Linked DNA regions of Homo sapiens: region 1 is linked to region 2. A link is an interaction called in ENCODE POLR2A ChIA-PET data of the cell type or tissue named here. Cell type or tissue: GM12878. All regions are shown on one strand. Each heading gives the region's core, and the rest is flanking DNA. Links, peaks and the distances in the headings are about the cores only.

What was found. Peaks named below come from ENCODE experiments on the same cell type or tissue, not always from the same donor. Only the 100,000 strongest peaks of a DNase experiment are listed, where the experiment ranks them.
Region 1: POLR2A ChIA-PET joins it to region 2 with 6 read pairs; 6 of 35 experiments call an interaction of 5 or more read pairs at or near these places.

Annotation. Positions count from the first base shown.
Region 1 is chr11:66,309,661-66,314,046 of GRCh38, forward strand. No RefSeq gene overlaps it. Among named protein-coding and RNA genes, the nearest start is that of CD248, 5.2 kb to the right of the region's middle. RefSeq lists a silencer at 2,541-2,790. In GM12878, for the core only: a CTCF peak has its summit at 2,309; a DNase peak (open chromatin) is centred at 2,711; H3K4me3 peaks cover 1,538 bases; H3K27ac peaks cover 704 bases.
Region 2 is chr11:66,113,527-66,118,446 of GRCh38, forward strand. All of the region lies in intron 1 of PACS1 (phosphofurin acidic cluster sorting protein 1), which reads left to right. Among named protein-coding and RNA genes, the nearest start is that of PACS1, 46 kb to the left of the region's middle. In GM12878, for the core only: no CTCF peak of the experiment used is centred there; a DNase peak (open chromatin) is centred at 2,245; H3K4me3 peaks cover 2,224 bases; H3K27ac peaks cover 3,683 bases.

The sequences.
Region 1 (4,386 bases), core at 387-4,386, 200 kb after region 2:
TTCTGGACTCTGTCTTCAGGGATCCCCAGAGCCAGCTAAAGCAGATGGTGTCTTTGATAGCAGCTTCCTGCACCATCCTGAAGATACTCATAGGCTTCAAGCAGGAAACCTTAGTTTTCCTCATATAGAATCCTTCCTCCTCTATAGTATCTCTGCTTTTCAAATGAGGAGGCAAACATAGAGCAATAAAGGAATGTCCCTGAGCTCCCCCAGCCATTAAGCAGTGGAGCTGGCATGCAAACAAGGCTGATGCAGAGTGCTAGCTCTTACCACTGTGCTAGTTGGCCTCCCAGAAAAATCACTGGACTCACTGAAACCAGGCTAACACATGAGCCAACAGATGCCCCAAGGCCGCACCTCGCCTGGGCACATGGTCCAGATCCCACGATCCCAGCAAATGCTTTATTTACCAGCATCACCTGCCAAAGCCACAGACGACAAACTCTCCTTGGGGGAAGAAGGCTTCAATCTCTCTGGTCAATCTCAGTGCCGTCAGCCTCTCTGAGAGTCTGCGTCTTGCAGCCTCACCCTTAAAAGTGAGTTTCCCAGGGTGTGGGCATTTTCTTTTCTTTTCTTTTTTTAAACAGAGTTTCACTCGTCACCCAGGCTGGAGTGCAGCTCACTGCAACCTCCACCTTCTGGGTTCAAGCGATTCTCCTGCCTCAGCCTCCTGAGTAGCTGGGATTACAGGTACCCTCACCATGCCTGGCTAATTTTTGTATTTTTAGTAGAGACATGGTTTCGCCATGTTGGCCAGGCTGGCCTCGAACTCCTGACCTTAAGTCATTCCCCACGCCTCAGCCTCCCGAAGTGCTGGGATTACAGGCGTGAGTCACCGCGTCTGGCCAGGTGTGGGCATTTTCTGATTAGAGACTTGGCTATCACATATGGACTGGCTTTGCTGTAGGGGGTAAAGATCACAGGATCTGCCTGGGTTCAAACCCCCACTTACTAGTTGGTCAACTAGGGCAGATGGCTTAATGCAGTTAGGCAAGTGCCTTCAGCTTCCTACTCTGTAAATTGTGGTAAGAACGGCACTTACTTCTTGGAGGTTGTTATGAATCTTACATGGATTAAGCCAAGTAAAGCCCTTAAAAAAGGACCGGGCATGTAAGAAGTGCTTCAAGGCTGGGCATGGTGGCTCATGCCTGTAATCCCAGCACTTCGGGAGGCTGAGGTGGGTGGATCACCTGAGGCGAAGAGTTCGAAACCAGCCTGACCAACATAGTGAAACCCCGTCTGTATTAAAAATACAAAAATTAGCCGGGCGTGGTTGTGGGTGCCTGTAATCCCAGCTACTTGGGAGGCTGCGGCAGGAGAATCGCTTGAACCTGGGAGGCGGAGGTTGCAGTGAGCCGAGATGGCGCTATTGCACTCCAGCCTGAGCAACAAGAGAGAAACTCCGTCTCGAAAAAACAAAAACAAAAACAAAAAACAAAAACAAAAACAAAACAGAAGTGCTTCAAGCATTCACTATTATTATCGTCAGTATTTAGCGCTAAACCCTATTTACATTTGTAATGGCTAGTGCACGAGCATTGGAACCTGGTCTGGAAAGTATCCCTCTCCCCAGGCCTGATTTGCCCGGAGGTGGGTAAGGGCAAGGTTGGCAGCTAAGGCAGGAAGCAAAGGGCCCAACTGGAGCTCAGTGGTGTCAACTCCCTTCCTCCTCAAGGGTTGCTCCCTGTCTGTCCCACTAATGTTTGAAAAATATTTTACTGGGTTCCTAGCCCTGAACTTCAGCGTCTCCTGCCCTCCAGGCTGTTATTTTCAGAGGTAGAGATGAGAGCTGAGATAGGGTCTCCCTTGAGACACTGTCCCTAAAAACTACGACCTTCAGCTCCTAATTGAGGGCTTCCCCGCCCAAACCCACCCCTTCGCAACACAGCCCCCAGGGAAGGTGTCTAGCCTTTGGAGCACTAGGTGGGGGCGGGGGAAACCTGGTCCTAGGAATTCTAGGCCGCCAGATGAGAGGCGATGCTTTCGCCCTCCAGGCGAAAGGATTTGTCGGGGAGAGACAGCAAGAGTTCGACCAGCCAGCCACTTTAGAGATTGTCAGGGGCGCTCAGCTCATAGGGTGGCTCGAGGGCCAGTGCGAAGCTCCCTTAGGGACGAATTTCCACATACGACGAAAGGCATCTGCGAAAGGATGGGCTGTCCCGTGGGGGGAGTCGGCAGATATTTAAGTAACACTAACATTTAACGAATTAAGCAGCTATTTCTATTTACTGAGCAATTAGTACGCTTTGAGAGAGAGGCCCTACCGAGGCCTCGCGGTGGCTGTAAGTCCGTGGGGCCGAGGCCAGGTGGCGCCAAAGGCCCATCGACGCCATCTGCCCGGCTGTCCGGGCCCAGTCTCCGGGCTCGCCCAGAGAACCCGAAATCTGGACAAACGGAAACCGTAGGTGGAGGAAGAAGAGGGCTCCAGGGCCAGGTTCAAGGGCATCGTGGTGAGAGATGAGGGGTTCGGAGGACTGGTGGATCTGGGCATATCGCGAAGGTGGTAAGGGACCCAGGGGTGGAGTGGGCGGTGCTTGCGCCAAGAGGGTGAGCCTGAGTGTGGGCGGGGCGTGCGATAAGAGGCTCGCTCGGTAGCGCTCTTCGCAGAGCCGTATTTGTGCGCTACGCCGCAGCCAGGGCGCTCTGGGTGGGCGGGACTCCAGGGCCCCCAGGGGCGTGGCTTGCATCTTTCGTGGGCGGCCCCGGGGGCGGGGCTCCGTGTAGGTGAACCGCTACCTCCGCTCGATGTGTGAGGTGTGACAGTCCTACGAGGGCGCAGTTCTTCCACTTTTGTGAGCTTGAGAGGGGGCGGAGCTTGTAGCTGGGGACGGAGCCTGAAGAGGAGGTTGAGGGGAACTTCACACGTTTCCCTGGAGGGCGGAGTTTACATCATCCCCCAACAGAGTTAAGACCTCTGAGGGATTCCCTGCAGTGTCCAGGGCTCTGTGAGGCGAAGCTTGCAGTTGTGTTGGGCGGGGCCTGTAGCGCCGCGTGAAGAGAATGTGTAAACTCGGGGCGAAGTTCATACCTCCTAGAAGCCGAGACTAATAGTTCCGCCAATCTGCGCGCGCCGAGCGGAGGAGGTGGGGCTTGTAGGTTGTGGGCGGGGGACTGGGCGGGGCCAAGAGGGCAGGGGGCGGGCACAATCGCTGCTGGAATCTTTGAGTTGGCAGGGGCGGGGCTTGTGGCTTTGTGGGCGGGGCCTCTGGAGAGCTCCCGGGGGCTCTCTTCTGTTCTGCAGCGAGTAGGCGTGGCTCGTAGCTCCCAGGTCCGGGCTGATACCGCTGGAGTATGCAGTTCGCCGCCGCGCCCGAATGAGGCGGGGCCTGCGAGTAAGTGGGCTGAGCCCGGGCTGGGCGCAGGCCGGGGCTCTGCCCTGGGAGGCCGTCTGTTTAGGCCCGCACGCAGCTCCGCATCTGGTGCTCATTACCAGATGACAAAGAGCCGGCTCTGGGCCCCCTTCCCCACTCCCATCCCCCGCCTCCGACTGCAGTGTATTTAACTGTTTCCTGCCCTCGAGGCGCTCTAGATCCCTACCCGAGGTCACGGAGGGGACTCCAGACCATCCCGTCTCTGCAGGCCTTGTCGCTCCCCAGGCTTCCTCACCTCCTTCCCAGACTCAGCCGTCTGGGCCGCCTCGCAACCCTCATTGGCATCCAGCAAACCTGCCCGACGGCGTCTCCGAGGTTAAAGCTGTGCAGGATCTGGCGGGGACGTCTGGTTTGAGTTAGGGGAACGTGAGAGCGGGGACCGGGGGCGGTGCGTAGCGTTCCCTCCGCCCCCTCCGCGACCCCCTGGTTCATCCCCAGCTCCGGCCCCTCCTTTCCTGGTTCCCTGGGGCCCAGCTCAGCCTTCCAGCTCAGGTCCAGGCCCGAAGGGGGCGCTGGGCCACTCCTCCTCGCCTGCCCGGGTGGTCGTGGCGGCTCTGCCCCGTCCTAATTAGAGGCCCCCAAGAGGCTGTAACTGAAAAATTACAGAGGCGGTGGGAACTGGCGCCTCCCCTCCCCAGGTCTCACCCCCGCCCCCCAAGGCAGTGAGCACGAAATGAGGGAGGTCACTCCCACCAGGCTGTGATCTTTGACCAGGCCCTCCAGTTCCTGGGACACTTCAGTCCTGAGCAGCCGGAGCCCTCGCTCAAGCTCAGGTCTGCTGAGCTCTGTCTGTCCCCCACCACCCCCAGCCAACATGGACAAGAGCAACGTGCGGCCCTGGCAAAAGGAGGCCTTGCTCCTGCGGCTGTCCAAGCAGTTAGCATGGGATCTCTCCCAGGTTCCCGGCCTTTCCCATCCCAGCCTCCTCCCCGGAGCAAGCGGAGGAATGCCTCCAAGAGCACCCACAAACCAGGGGTTGGCAGTCCCCTTGAGTTACCCTGAGCCCCAGCCCCCA
Region 2 (4,920 bases), core at 354-4,353:
ACAAGCAAGGAAAAAAAATGTTTGCAGCACATGTAGTTTGACAAGAAGACATAAGAGTATATTTTAAACTCTCAGTTCCTTTCGGTATGATGACTTGTATACTTTGATCAGACTTCCTCTTCAGAAGTTGTAGTCTTTATGTTTAGGATTCCTCCTGTTCCTGTTAATACAGCAGCTGAACTGAAAGCTGTATAGAGATTTGATGAATAGTTGACTGTCTCGTGATCAAACTCTTGCTCTGACATTAATATACTTTATTTAGTATCAAGTCTAATTTTCATCTTTTATTTTTCCTCCCTTTAGTTCACAGAATCACCCAGTCCTTTCTTCCTTTATTAATACATTATTTTGCAAGTGATATATGACCACAGCCTCATAAAGTACTCAAGCAAACACATAGGGTATGATGTGAAAGTGCCACTGAAGCTCTTTTGCATCTCTCCACCTCCCCAGACAAAAATACGATTAAGAGTTCGGCAGACATTCTTCCAGATCTTTTCCTAAGCATTGACATAGGACATGTGTACAGATACATAGACATTGTTTACGTAAGCAGAATCACTATGAGTTGTTCAGCTTGTTTTTTTTTCACATAAAAACGTATCTTGGGGGCTGGGTGCGGTGTCTCACGCCTGTAATCCCAGCACTTTGGGAGGCCGAGGCGGGCGGATCACAAGGTCAAGAGATCGAGACCATCCTGGCTAACACGGTGAAACCCCGTCTCTACTAAAAATACAAAAAATTAGCCGGGAGTAGTGGCGGACGCCTATAGTCACAGCTACTCGGGAGGCTGAGGCAGGGAAATGGCATGAACCCAGGAGGCAGAGGTTGCAGTGAGCTGAGATCCCACCACTGCACTCCAGCCTGGGCGACAGAGCAAGACTCCGCCTCAAAAAAAAAAAAAAAAGTACCTTGGGGATTTTTCTGTTTTTGTACTTACAGGCCTATCTCATACTTTTTAATGGCTGCTTAGTATGCCATAGAATAGAGAAAACACAGTTTATTTAACTAATCCTACTAAATGGACATTTATTTCTAATTTTCACTCTAATAGTCAAAAAATGAATTTAGAAAATGCAAATAATTTGTGTTTTTAGGGTCTTTCATTTCTTATTTAGTTATATAATTATTCTAGCTTTTAAAAAAGCTTATTAGGGTGGGAAGTGCCTCACTGATACTGTAATGTTAGAACTACACTGAAAACTTTGTTTCAGAAGAAAAAGTTGAATGTAAGTTCTCTGTGACTGCGGACTTCATTAGCATTGTGTCTTCAGGGCTTTCTTTTTAGGTATGATTATAAACCAAAAGCACTATAAGTGGTTACATAATTTTCTTACAGTTTGTATACCTCATTCAAAAGAAGCATACATCTCTAAGGATTAGAACTAGAACCATAAGCCAGGTGTGGTGGCTCACACTTGTAATCCCAGCACTTTAGTAGGCTGAGGTGGGAGGATCATTTGCACCCAGGAGTCAGAGACCAGCCTGGGTAACATAGGGAGACCCCATCTCTACAAAAAAAAAATACAAAAATTAGCCGGGCATGCTGGCTCATGGCTGTGGTCCCAGCTACTTGGGAGGCTGCGGTGGGAGGATTGCTTGAGCCTGGGAGGTCAAGGCTGCAGTGAGCTGTGATTGTGCCACTGCACTCCAGCCCAGGTAATAGAGCGAGACCCTATCTCAAAAAAAAAAAAAAAAAAAAACTAGAACAGTGACCTTTGGTTGTAACATGATCAGCAGTTGGTTATAATGAGTGCTTTAAATTAATGTTTTCCCATGGAGCTGGAGCCAAGCATTTGTGAAAAATGTTTTTTCTCTCTCCCTTTTTCAGTTTGAAATCCTGCTAATACACTAATTTCTGTGGAACTTTCTACCAGCCTCTACTGGTGACCAGCAGTTGCTGGTTTATTAGCACTCAAAATATTTAAAACAAGCAAGAAACCTGTCTTTCCATCTCCTTGCCCTGTATATGGAGATGCACAAATATGGAAAATTCTGATGTTTAAGCAGAATTAGTTATATTTCAGGTAGATGGATTTGAATCTTTCAAAACCCCACATGAGGTAAGTATATTTCTTCAGCCCTGCTTTTCAGCAAATAGTGGGACTGCAGAGCAGGCTGACATTTGTCTTAGCTACCCAAGAAGGACCAAAATTGCCTTCCTGTTAGGTTTTGCCTGCATGTTTAGTTATGAGACAGCCTGAGACCCTGTTTTTCTTTCGTATTAGCTGACCTCGGTATTAACCTCACCTTCCCTCCTCCCCTTCTTTTTTTGGTTTCTGGTTTTCCTTTTCAATTTGTTACAAGTACGCTTAAAGCACGAAGGCGTTGCAGTTGTTAGAGATTATTTTGTTCTCTGGCGGTTTCAGTTATCTTGACTTTAAGCTTTCTTCCTCTTAGACAAATAATATAGGCAGCTGTCATATCTGAGGGTTTTAAATTCTTGTTAACCTTTTAACTTATTGTGATTAAGATGAATTTGAAAAGAAAGCCATTTCCTCTATTTAAGAATTGCCTTGGCAAGAAGTTGGAAATCCTAGAACCTTGTTGCAAAGGAATGTGTCGCTATTTGTTATGAATGAGTCTGGTTGGGTCCAGTGAAACCTTCCTATTGCTAATGTGCAATTAGGTATCTTCAGTGAGGGAGAGACTGTCCTCTAAGCAAAGCAGCTAAAGCTCCAGGGGCAAAGGGCAGAGCGAATAAGCAGGGGCCTGGGTCATCTATTTTGTTCTCTGGCCTGAAAGCATTTGACTGCTCATCTCACATCCCTTCTTTGCCCTCAGTCGTTAGATATTAGGTCTACTGTGGTTGAATGAGACTGTCTACAAAAGGGTTCCAGTGCTCACCAAAAGCTGTTTGTAAATACGAAGTATTACATATTATCTTTCCTAAGGTTGTGAGAACCTAGAAGAACTGCCTTTGATTAATGCTAGAAAACAGCTCTTATGAGACATAAAGTTCATTTAATAATCCCACAAATGCTTACGAGCAACTATTCTATACCAGGCAGTTTTCTAGCTTTTTGGAAATAGAGTGGTGAACAAAATAGATGAACATCTCTGCCTTCATAGAACTTAGATTCTAGCTGGGCACAGTGGCTCACGCCTGTAATCCCAGCACTTTGGCTGAGGCAGGTGGATTACTTGAGCTCAGGAGTTCAAGACCAGCCTGGGCAACATGTTGAAATCACATCTCTACCAAAAATACAAGATATTAGCCAGGCGTGGTGGTGTGTGTCTGTGGTCCCAGCTACTCATAAGACTGGGGTGAGAGGATCACTTGAGCCTGGGAGGTGGAGTTTGCAGTGAGCTAAGATCGTGCAACTGCACTCCAGCCTGGGTGACCAAGTGAGACTCCATCTCAAAAACAAAAAAAAAAACAACTCAGATTCTAGTTGGGGAGACATATACTAAATAAGATAACACAAATAAAGGGCAGTATATAGTGAATTCAGTAGGGACAAATGCTGGGTAGAAAAAACTAAGCAGGGGAAGAAGACAGGAAGTGTCAGGAGTAGTACTGTGGCTTTATTATTATAAATTGTTTCCTTTTAAAAACGATGTGTATTATGCATTAAAGCATTGCTCTGAGAAGGGGTCCTCTGACTTCTCCAGACTGCCAAAGGGACCCTGGCATTGAAAGGGTTAAGGAGGCTGGGCGCAGTGGTTCACACCTGTAATCCCAGCACTTTGGGAGGCCTAGGTGGATAGATCACTTGAGGTCAGGAGTTTGAAGCCAGCCTAGCCAACATGGTGAAATCGTGTCTCTCCTAAAAATACAAACATTAGCTGGGCATGGTGGCGGGCACCTGTAATCCCAGCTACTCAGGAGGCTGAGTCAAGAGAATCGCTTGAACCCAGGAGGAGAGGTTGCAGTGAGCCGAGATCGCACCACTGCACTCTAGACTGGGCAATAAGAGGAAAACTCCATCTCAAAAAAAAAAAAAAGAGAGAAAAGAAAGAAAAAGAAAAGGTTAAGGACCCCTCATTAGAGTTACAAGACCAGCCCTCAACATGTGATTAAAAGATGTTTGTTATGGCCGGGCGTGGTGGCCCATGCCTGTAATCCCAGCACTTTGGGAGGCCGAGGCAGGCGGATCACCTGAGGTCGGGAGTTCGCGACCAGCCTGACCAACATGGAGAAACCCCATCTCTACTAAAAATACAAAATTAGCTGGGCATAGTGGCGCATGCCTGTAATTCCAGCTACTTGGGAGGCTGAGGCAGGAGAATTGCTTGAACCCAGGAGGTGAGGTTGCAGTGAGCCGAGATTGCGCCATTGCACTCCAGCCTGGGCAACAAGAGTGAAATGCCATCTCAAAAAAAAAGAAAAAAAAAAGATGTTTGTTTCCTCTTTGATGCTTTATGTGATAATGATGCGGTAGACTTTCCACATATCTCCCTATTATATCTGGTAATTGTGGCTTTAAATTATTTGAAGCTGTCATTCACTTTTGAGACTAGTGTTTGTAGGATGTTTTTTCCATTTGTGTTCTGTAGAACCCCAGGGTACCCTGAAGCCTTTTTGGCACATGTGGGGGTCATTTTAAACGTATGTTTGGATTATTCATCTACGTTAGTCTAAACAAGTAATCAGATGCCTGGCTTTGAGGTAGGTATAAGTAAAGAGAATAGACTAAGGGGTTGGTGCATATTTATGGAACATAAACAGCATAGATGGTTAACAGATGCTACACACAGGTGAACCACTGATTTAACCTGTTATGTGTATGCCATTGAGCCACTATCAAGACCTTGAGCTGCTACCTAGTGTCTGTATAAAGATAAGAATTTCCAGCCAGGGGCCGGGCGCTGTGGCTCATGCCTATAATCCGGGCACTTTGGGAGGCTGAGGCAGTAGGATTGCTTGAGCCCAGGAGCTCAAGACCACCCTAGGCAACATAAGGAGACCTTGTCTCT